Regions from separate parts of the Homo sapiens genome. Here region 2 is linked to region 1. Evidence: read pairs that join two places in POLR2A ChIA-PET (ENCODE). Cell type or tissue: MCF 10A. All regions are shown on one strand. Each heading gives the region's core, and the rest is flanking DNA. Links, peaks and the distances in the headings are about the cores only. Region 1 holds the start of LOC124903526 (a long non-coding RNA gene). Region 2 overlaps CLK3 (CDC like kinase 3).

The links. Peaks named below come from ENCODE experiments on the same cell type or tissue, not always from the same donor. Only the 100,000 strongest peaks of a DNase experiment are listed, where the experiment ranks them.
Region 2: POLR2A ChIA-PET joins it to region 1 with 5 read pairs; 2 of 35 experiments call an interaction of 5 or more read pairs at or near these places.

What each region holds. Positions count from the first base shown.
Region 1 is chr15:74,494,889-74,500,260 of GRCh38, reverse strand. It overlaps LOC124903526 (a long non-coding RNA gene), which reads right to left and starts at 3,632. Exons shown (of 2, transcript XR_007064713.1): 1 at 3,206-3,632; 2 at 2,797-3,082. LOC102723714 (a long non-coding RNA gene) reads right to left here and starts at 1,427. Exons shown (of 2, transcript XR_007064712.1): 1 at 1,394-1,427. In MCF 10A, for the core only: no CTCF peak of the experiment used is centred there; a DNase peak (open chromatin) is centred at 2,510.
Region 2 is chr15:74,623,933-74,629,304 of GRCh38, reverse strand. It overlaps CLK3 (CDC like kinase 3), which reads right to left. Exons shown (of 13, transcript NM_001130028.2): 6 at 4,287-4,403; 7 at 3,337-3,503; 8 at 1,859-1,953; 9 at 1,637-1,766; 10 at 1,253-1,335; 11 at 622-701; 12 at 273-363. Among named protein-coding and RNA genes, the nearest start is that of CLK3, 11 kb to the right of the region's middle. In MCF 10A, for the core only: no CTCF peak of the experiment used is centred there; no DNase peak of the experiment used is centred there.

The sequences.
Region 1 (5,372 bases), core at 99-5,098:
GGTTCAAACAACTTTCCTGCCTCAGCCTCTCGAGTAGCTGGGATTACAGGCACGTGCCACCATGCCCAGATAATTTTTGTATTTTTAGTAGAGACGGGATTTCACCATGTTGGCCAGGCTGGTCTCGAACTCCTGACCTTGTGATCCGCCTGCCTCGGCCTCCCAAAGTGCCGGGATTTCAGGTGTGAGCCACTGCGCCCGGCAGGAATCTCTCTTTCAAAATACAAGATTTAACATCCTGGCAAGGACAATAGGAGATGGTACAATCTTACTACCAGGATGGATCCTAGAAGCATGGAAAAAGTGATGACCTATGCCAAAGAAAGCTTACATGCCGGAATTGCTATGGCAGATAGTGATGGTAGAATGAAAAGACTCAGGGAAATAGGTGTGCCAGAATGGATAGACTATAGGTAACCAGAAGATCTCCTAGCTAATTATGCCTCATGAGAAGGCCCAGAGAACACGTTTTCATCTGTTTTCTGTTGCTCTCACTGCATAGCACAGACTGGGTAGTTTATAAGAAGTTTACTGAGTTCATGGTTCTGGAGGCTGGGAAGCCCAAGAGCCTGAAGTCAGGATCTGGTGAGATCCTTCTTGCTGTGTCATAACATAGCAGAGAACATCACATGGTGAGAGGGCAACCAGAAAGATTCTGGTTACTCTTGCTTGCTTTTATAACAAAGCCATTCCCATGATAGAGCTTGCTTTTATAACAAAAAAACAAAGCTTGTTTTTATTGCAAAGCCATTCCCGTGATAACGAACCTACTCCCATGATAATGACATTACTCCATTCAAGAGGGCAGAACTCTCATTACTCCATATATTCATTCATGAGGGCAGAACTGACATTAATCCATTTATGAGGGGAGAACAATTAAGTTTCTAACACACAGATTTTTAGGGGCCACATTCAAACCATAACAACACACTACTTATCAAGGCCGTGAAGAATTTGCTGCCCGGCATGGTGGCTCACACCTGTAATCCTAGCACTTTGGAAGTCCGAGGTGGGTGGATCACTTGAGGTCAGGAGTTTGAGACCAGCCTGGCCAACATGGTGAAACCCTGTCTCTCCAAAAAAATATAAAAATTAGGCCGGGCGTGGTGGCTCACGCCTATAATCCCAGCACTTTGGGAGGCCAAAGTGGGTGGATCACTTGAGGTCAGGAGTTCGAGACCAGCCTGGCCAACATGGTGAAACCCCGTCTCTACTAAAAAATAGAAAAATTGGCCGGGCGCAGTGTCTCACGTCTATAATCCCAGCACTTTGGGAGGCCGAGGCGGGCGGATCAAGAGGTCAGGAGATCGAGACCATCCTGGCTAACACGGTGAAACCCCGTCTCTACTAAAAAAAATACAAAAAATTAGCTGGGCGTGGTAGCGGGCACCTGTAGTCCCAGCTACTTGGGAGGCTGAGGCAGGAGAATGGCGTGAACCCAGGAGGTGGAGCTTGCAGTGAGCCAAGATTGTGCCACTGCACTCCAGCCTGGGAGACAGAGCGAGACTCCTTCTCAAAAAAAAAAAAAAAAAAAAAAGAAAAATACAAAAATTAGCCAGGCATGGTGGTGTATACCTGTAATTCCAGCTACTTGGAAGACTGAGGCAGAATCGCTTGAACCCAGGCAGCGGAGGTTGTAGTGAGCCGAGATTGTGCCACTGCACTCCAGCCTGGGTGACAGAGCGAGACTCTATCTCAAAAAAAAAAAAAAAAAAAAAGGGCTGGGTTTGGTGGCTCATGCCTGTAATCCCAGCACTTTGGGAGGCCAAGGCGGGTGAAACACCTGAGGTCAGGAGTTCGAGATTAGCCTGACCAACATGGTGAAACCCCATCTCTACTAAAAATACAAAAATTAGCTGGGTGTGGTGGTGCATGCCTGTAATCTCAGCTACTTGAGAGGTTGAGGCAGGAGAATCACTTGAACCCGGGAGGCGGAGGTTGCAGTGAGCCAAAATTTTGCCATTGCACTACAGCCTGGGCAACAGCGAGACTCTGTCTCAAAAAAAAAAAAAAAAAAAAATATATATATATATATATATATACACACACACACACACATATATATACACACACACACACACACACAAAATTAGCTGGGTGTGGTGGCAGGTGCCTGTAATCCCAGCTACTCGAGAGGCTGAGGTTCGAGAATTGTTTGAACCTGGGAGGCGGAGGTTGCAGTGAGCCAAGATCGTGCCACTGCACTCCAGCCTGAGTGACAGAGCAAGACTCTGACTCAAAAAAAAAAAGAAAGAATTTGCTGGTGAGAGGCTCACCAGAATAAAAAGTACTAAAAAGATAAGTACTCGCTCTCCTCTGTAGGCTAGGACTGATAATAGAAGAGACTAGTACAGAACTTGACTTACTGATAGCAATGAGGATAATGGGACACTGAAACAAACAAACAAACAAAAGTCCAGATGGCAGTGCTTAACTTCCGGAAGCTAGGCAATGGCAATTATCATCATGGCTGGTGAGGTTTGAGTGGCAGCCAGGAACACCTGGCCAACAGAGAGTTATGGAGATGACTAATAAAGCAAAATGTCCCTAGGGGCAAATTAGATGGGCAATTGTTAAGGGTACTACTCAGCTTGTACTAGCAGAAGAAATTAAGGAAAGATGACTAGAAGACTGAAGGCCATAGCCCAAGAAAAATTCACAATCCCTTTCCTAGTGTTCAGACTAGAGCCAGCTTGAGACTTGGAATCCCATGATTAAAGAGGTGGCTGGGTCCCTAGGAGGAAGGACCCTCAATACTATAACAAGAATATGTGATAATGATCCCCTCAGTTCTTTCTCAAAAAGACCAATGGCCATTTATTTGGGTAACTGTGCACCTGGGAAAGAAAAATACCTAGACATATCAGGGTCTGTTGGATGTAGGGTCTGTGATGACAATGATGCTCGAGGCCTGAAGCACCATCATAACCTCTCCTTGTTAGAGTGCAGGAAGCACATGGGGCCAGGTTGTAAGTGAAATCCTGTCTTGGGCCTGGCTTACAGTACAGCCATTGGGTCCTTGGAGCCACTCAGTGGTCATTTCCCAGTCTCTGAGTTCATAACCAGGATTGGTTTACTCCTGGGGGACAACAAAGAAAAGTGTTGAGAGTAGGTACAGCAGAAATTAGTTCCATCCTTAGGATATAAAGGATACAGGGATGGTGGTTTCTATCATGTATCTGTTTAATTCACCACTCTTGACCTTATAGAAACCAGATGATCCTGGAAGGTGACTGTAGACTGCCATGAGTTCAACCAAGTACTATAGCCCCGATTACAGCCATTATGTAAGATGTAGTATCTTTGCTACAGCAGATTACTTTGGCCTCGGGAACATATTATACAACCACTGATTTGGCAAATGTGTTCTTTTTTATCCTAATCAGAAAAAGAAAAAGAGTCAGAAAAAAGTTTGCATTTACATGGAATGGGCAACAATATACATGTGAGGTTTTCCTCCCAGGGCTATGCCTTCCACTCTATGTAAAATACAGTCTGAAGAGATTTGGACTATCTCAACCTTGTCCAACCCACGGCTTGCAGGCTGTACATGGCACAGGAGAGCTTTGAAACTTTCTTAAAACATTATAATTTTTTTTTTTTTTTGAGACAGAGTCTTGCTCTGTCACCCAGGCTGGAGTGCAGTAGTGTAATCTCAGCTTACTGCAACTTCCGCCTCCCAGCTTCAAGCGATTCTCCTGCCTCAGCCTCCCGAGTAGCTGGGATTACAGGCGCCCGTCACCATGCCCAGCTAATTTCTGTATTTTTAGTAGAGACGGGGTTTTGCAATGTTGGCCAGGCCAGTCTCAAACTCCTGACCTCAAGTGATCTGCTCACTTTGGCCTCCCAAAGTGCTGGGATTACAGGCGTGAGCCACTGCGTCTAGCCTTTTTTGTGATTTATTTTTTGGCTCATCAGCTATCGTTCGTGTTAGTGTATTTTATGTGTGGCCCAAGACAATTCTTCTTCCAATGTGGCCCAGGGAAGCCAAAAGATTGTACACCTCTGAACTATCTGGACATACTTTAGAGTTTCATGCTGATCCATTGCATTGATGACAATATGTTAATGAGCCAGATGAACAAGAGATGGATAATACACTGAAGGCCTTGGTAAATAAGACAGGCACTTCAGAGGGCACTCTGTGAAGATTCAGGGACCTTCTACATCTATAAATTTTTTTTTTTTTTGAGACAGAGTCTCACTCTGTTGCCCAGGCTGGAGTGTACTGGTGTGATCTCGGCTCAGTGCAAGCTCCCACTCCCGGGTTCACGCCATTCTCCTGCCTCAGCATCCCGAGTAGCTTGGACTACAGGCACCCGCCAGCACGCCCGGCTATTTTTTTGTATTTTTAGTAGAGACGGGGTTTCACTGTGTTAGCCAGGATGGTCTCGATCTCCTGACCTCGTGATCCGCCCGCCTCAGCCTCCCAAAGTGCTGGGATTACAGGTGTGAACCACCGCGCCCAGCAAAATTTTTATTTTTTTATTTTTTTGAGATGGAGTCTCGCTCTGTCACCCAGGCTGGAGTGCAGTGGCACGATCTTGCTCACTGCAACCTCTGCCTCCCAGCTCCTGCCTCAGCCTCCCGAGTAGCTGGCATTACAGGCACCCATCACCATGCCCAGCTAATTTTAATATTTTTAGTAGAGATGGGGGTTTTGCTGTGTTGGCCAGGCTGGTCTCAAACTCCTGACCTCAGGTGATCTGCTCACCTCGGCCTCCCAAAGTGATGAGATAATAGGCATGAGCCACTGCGCCAAGCCCCAACATCCCTAAAATTTTTAGGAGTACAGTTGTCAGGGGCATGTTGGGATATCCTCTTCAAAGTAAAAGACAAATTATTGCATTTTATGCCTTCTCCCACAAAAAAGGAAGCGCAACACCTGGTGGATCTCTTCAGATTCTAGAGTCAGCATATTCTACACCTAAGGATGCTGCTGTAGTCTATATACCAGGTGTCACGAAAGACTGGAAGCTTTGAGCAAGGCCTAAAGCGGGCCCAGAGCATGACAGAGCTTTGCAGTAGATACAGGCTACAGTGTAAACAGTCCTACTCCTAGGACAATACAATTCAGCATATCCTATGGTGCTGCAGATTATCAGAAGTGGGAGAAGATGCTATGTATAATTTGTGTCAAGCTTTGGAAGTGGCACTGGGGCTCTGGAGCAAGACCCTACCATCTGCAGTGAAGATTTAAACATGCTGTTGAAAAACAACTCCGGGCCAGGTGTGGTGGCTCATGCCTGTAATCCCAGCACTTTGGGAGGCCGAGGTGGGTGGATCACTTGAGGTCAGGAGTTCGAGACCAGCCTGGCCAACATGGTGAAACCCCGTCTATATTAAAAATATAAAAATTAGCAGGGTGT
Region 2 (5,372 bases), core at 145-5,144, 130 kb before region 1:
AGGAAGCAGCAGGGCTTCTGACATCTGGCTCTTCTGGTGTTCCCCAATTACATTCATAGCCACCCTATGGGGAAGGGGTAGGGCTAAGGGCCCCTCTGGGGCAGTTTGCAAGAAGCCCCATTGCCAGCACCCAGCAGTCTTGGGTGCCGCCTCCCATAGAGCTGGATCAAGGAGGCAGCCTTTAGCGGCCTGGCCTGTCTCTGCTGTATGTCTGCCCAGTGCCTGGGGTCTCTCCTTGGCATGAGTTCAGCTGGGGGTAGCCAGAAACTGACCTTCAGAGGTTTGCAGTTCTCCTTCACATACCGGCCGTCAGAGCTGTTCTCATCCCAAACTAGGCCCCCTTTGTAGAAATATTTCTGCTTCCTGAAAATTAAGGGGGTGGAGTCAAGTGTGGGAGTAGTAAGGGGACAAGCCTCTGGTGGGAGGTGGGGAAGAGCAGCTCCCAAGACAGCAGCAGAACCAGGGCAACAGGTCTGCAGGGGCACACAGGGAAGGCTTTTAGGAGCCTGCGGAACCATGGACTGTCCAGCAAAGACTCACCACATCCAGTACCCTGCTGACCCACAGCCAAGAAGAGAAAGGCCTCTATACCAACCCTGAGGGGGCTACTGGGGTCCTTACCTGGTACGGTGGATCATGTGTGATGGGATGGGCCCTAGGATCTTCTCCATCATCACCAGGTGCTCTCGGTTTTCGTGGGTCTGTGGAAGATTAGGGACAGTGCAAGGGGGTCAGTACTAGCTCTGGCCCCTTCAAGGAGAAAAAGGAACAAGAAAGATGGGCAAGTGCCCTCACTGCCCCAGGACATGCAAACCTACCAATGAAGCGGCAGCCCCAGCTTCTCCTGCCAGCCTGTGCCTAGGCTCCTCAGCCCTTGTGGGTGGAGGTGGACTGGGCTGTGACTACATTTCTCTCTGGTTAGCTCTTCACTCCCTGCCCAGAACATGCCCTGTCCCAGCCCATCCCGATGCCTTTAGTCATCTGTGCCCCTTATCTAGAAGGTCAGGTCACCTCCTACCCCATCCTCCATCCTCGATGGCCTAGCATAAGACTCCTCTGAGTGTTCCAGCTACCCTGACCTCTGCCTTCCCTTTAGCATCTACATCCTTAAAGGGTCTGAATCTCACATGATGATTAGTGGGAGGAGGAAGACACCTGTCTTCTCATCCATGTGGGGCTTCCCACCCCAGTGGCCTGCAGCCTATCACAGTAGCAGTACTCAGGGTAGGGGACCAATGCAGGGTGGCTGTACCTGGAAGAGTGTGAAGCCCCGGTAGTACTCAAAGAGAATGCAGCCAATGCTCCAGACGTCACAGGGCTGTGCCCAGCCCAGCTCTGCAAGCCAAGATGGGGAGAGGCTGTGAGATCCGGCCTTATGCTTCCAGCCTGGAAGTCACAAGGCAGCCACCACACCGGCTGGCAGGACTCTTGCCCAAATCCCAGTACGAGGCCCTCTCTCAGTAAGGCTGACAGATAAAGCCAGGTCAGTCACCTGTGTCTCATGACACTGGCCCCTTGGTCTGAGAAACTCTGCCTGCCCTGGGTGGCAGAGAATGACAGGCATGCCACTGCCTCTGCTCATACCCTCCCAACAACAGTCCAGTATGACAAGGTCACAGGCCATACAGTCACTCACCAAGGATCACCTCAGGCGGGCGATAGTGACGGGTGGCCACAATGGTGGTGTGGTGCTCATGGTCAAATGTGGCACTGCCAAAGTCAGCCACTCGGATGCTGGTGTTCTTCACTGACTTCTCCTCACAGCTCTGAAAGGCAAGGCAGGCCTGCCAGGTCAGGAGTCTGCACCAGCGGGTAACCCACCCCTGAAACAGGGCCTCACCCTTACCCCCACCAATACCTTGTGCTCATTGTAGAGGGTTTCAAACTCAGAATTCACAAACAGGATGTTCTCTGGTTTCAAGTCTGTATGGGTCAGCTGATTCTCATGCAGAACTAAGGTAGCAGGGAAAGAAGGGGAAGTAGGCACTGAGAAGCTGGCTCTCCTGCCAGCTCTAGGCCAGACCCCTCTTCCAATGCCAGCAACTGCCAGAGGTCCTCACACCCCCACCTCAGCAGGGAGCTGGACTACAGCCTGCCTCTGTGCTGGCCTCCCTCTCAAGGGTTCTCTGTACTTGAGGCCTTGGAGGGTTCTGATACTTTAGCAGGGGGGTAGGAAAGAAATTTGCCATTCGAAAAACCTCCCTCCACCTCTCCTCTGCAGAGACCAGGCCTCCTCACCTGTCTCTCAGCAGAGCTACAGCAACAGCCTCGAGGTGGTTCCCTCTTCCCTGCACCAGCTACATAATTTGCAGGGCCCTTTGCAAAATGAAAATGCAGGTCCCCTGTTCAAGTTACTAAGAATATTAAGGTGGTGGCAAAAGGACATTAAATCAAGCACAGGGTCCTGTGCGACTGAGTGCACAGGTCGCATACCCAGGAAGACAGCCCCGCCTCTCATTGCTAGTCATAAGCAGGCAAGCCTTTCCCCTCCAGCCCCTTCTGACAGTGGCTTCTTGCTAGTAGTCACTTTTCAGCTCAAGGATCCCATCTGGCACTCAAGACCCTCACAACTATGTGGCCCACCACTCCCCAGTGGCAGTCTACTCCACTGGAGCCAATTCTCAGCCCGTTAACAGGCTCCAGGCCTCACCAAGCTGTTCCCCTTGCTTGGAATCCTTGTCCCTGTCCCATCTTGCAGATCCTGTGGGAGGAGGAAGACACCTGTCTTCTCATCCATGTGGGGCTTCCCACCCCAGTGGCCTGCAGCCTATCACAGTAGCAGTGCTCAGGGTAGGGGAGCGATGCGGGGTGACCTTGAGCGATTCTAGCTCAACGCCTACCAACTTCACCAAGGAGCCTTTCTGTACTGCTGCAACCATTGCAAATCCTACTGCGCTGAGCCCTGGCACTGCCAAATAATGCTTTTCCAGGCTGGCAGGGAGATGACAAGTCAGGGTTAGACCGAGGGTCTCCATGTGGGCAGGACCTGTGGTGCTATCTGTCAGGTCAGGCTTCTACCTTTTTATCCCATGCATGAAGCAGGGAGGCAGGGTTGGTGGTTAGGCCAATTCCAGAGCAGTTCGTTTCTGTTTTCTTCCTGAGTGCCTGGGGGTAGAGAGGCTGGTCCAGGAGGTCCCTGGAGGGAGCCCTAGCCTTTCCATCCTCACACTGAGATTCCCACCCAAAGACAGGCCTTTCCGCCAAAGGGGATCTGGTGTCCCTCAGGCCCAGGAGAATGGTTAGTAACGTGCTGGAATGAATGGGGACAACAAGTAACCAGATGACTTGGCTGCAGGCATGTGGCTGCCCATGCTTCTTTTGAGGGTGGACACTTACATCTAAGGGCGTGGCAGAGCTGGTAGGCCATGTGCCGGACATGTGGTAGGGGGTAAGGCTGGAAGTTATTCTCCTTCAGGAACTCAAAGGTGTTCTTGCCCAGGAGCTCAAAGGCGATGCACATGTGACCGTGGAAGTTGAACCAGTCAGACATCAAGACACACAGGCTGGAGGAGGAGGATGGGCAGGGCTCAGGCTGTGTGCTGGGGGCCTGCCTCACCCCCTCTCTCAGATGAAGACAGTTCCCAACTCTCTCCTAGGCCACCGGGTCACACACCAGAATGCAGATACACACAGTGCAAGAGAAATCAGAGCAAGAGCACCTCTCCCCACCAGCCATCACCCAATACCCAGATGAGCTCTGGGCAAGGACTAAGCTTCCTGCGGGGGGTAGGGGAGATGTCCACGGTTCTGGTCCAAGCCCTCCGAGCTTCCCTACTTATGATATGGAAGCAGCCCTGCCTCAGAGTTGCTGAGGGAGAGATGGAAAGTGCTAGTGCACTCCGCAGGACTGGTGCTGCTTTTCTCCACTTGCTCACTCTGCTGAGCTTCGTGAGGGTCTGTGCTGGATTCACCCATCTGCCCAGGCTCAGCACAGTGCGTGGAGGAGAGTGCTCAGTGTGTCTGCCACAGAAAGGCCCTCCTTTGGGTATCTCCTACTATGTGAGAGCCCCAACTTCATGTTTTTATCTTGTTTTATGCCCAGCATAACCCAGTGAGCTCCCCAATTCACAAAACGCAGGGCTGGGAGGCCTTCCTCAGGACACAGAGACAGCTGGGGTGAAGACTGGACTGCAGTCTAAAGGCTTCCAGCAAGACCTTTGCCACACTCCCCTGGTTCTGAGTGTGGGGAGAAGGCACAGTGCGGATGGGTGAAGGCACACTACTAAGCCCCTGGGGGTCCAGCAGCCCCACTGAAGGCTTCCCTCCCACTCCTTGCAGATACTCACAACTTGTTTTCTTTGTCCTTCTCCTTGATTTTTTTGAGCACGTTGATTTCTAGCCGGGCAGCCTCCCGGTACTTGCCCACGTTGCGGATGATCTTCAGGGCAACCTGAGACTTCCCTCTGGTACCCGGGAAGGAAACAGAGGTTCTCATCAGCAGCTGCCCAGTCCTTCCCCAACCCTCCACCCCAACCCAGCAACTCCCAACAAACACCACTCCAGGAGCAGCCGGCACTGAAGAGAGCAGATACTGGATGCCCAGCCTGCCCCATGCAACACCAGACCTTTGCCCACCCAACAGCAAGCTCCCTGAGATCTGTGAGTTAATGCTCTTAGCATCCTTGCCATCCTTAGGCTTTTATGTTCTCAGCCACTGCCAGCTCCCAAAGGAGTGTGGGAGAGTAGAGGCCAATCCTGCTTAACCAGTGCCAGTCCAAGAGCTCACACAGTGACCTAACCTATAGGCCAGGCAGCCCCAACCCTGGCCAGGCTGTCCCACCGAGAACCCTCCTGCGGCGCCTCTTGACCTTCCTGAGCTTGTCTGCAAGTCTGAGCAAACAGGGATGGGGGTTCCAGGATCGAGTAAAGATCTGGCAAGAGGTAGGGGTACCAGCAAGGGTACCTCTCACTGTGAGGCCCAGGGCCACTCCCTTTACCACACCCCTCTCCAGCCGCACCTACCTGCCACAGTGTTTATCAGTGACCACAAAATGCCAGGAACCCTTCTTAAGTGTCCAAAGAAGGTTTTAACAGTCCCTGCTCTGTGCCTCCCACCCCCAACCTCACCCCAGGAGGCCATCTGCAGGGAGCCAGCAGAGAAGGAAACCTGCTGAGGCTCAACTGCCAGGCCCTGTCAGGAAAGGACAGCTAGAATTCAGATGCCCAGTGGGGAACGAGACAGTCCTAGCCTGGAAGGGCGTGTCCTCTGAGGCCTCAGGGAGGCTGACTGTGGTGCCTAAGGCTCACAGGCCCAGGATAAAGGGACCTTCTAGAGAATCCCCTGCTTTTTTCTCCCTACCTATTTTCCCAGATTCTCAGGGCAGGAAGGGACCTCAGGGGAAAGGCCATGCACTCCGGCCTCCTCCTAAAAC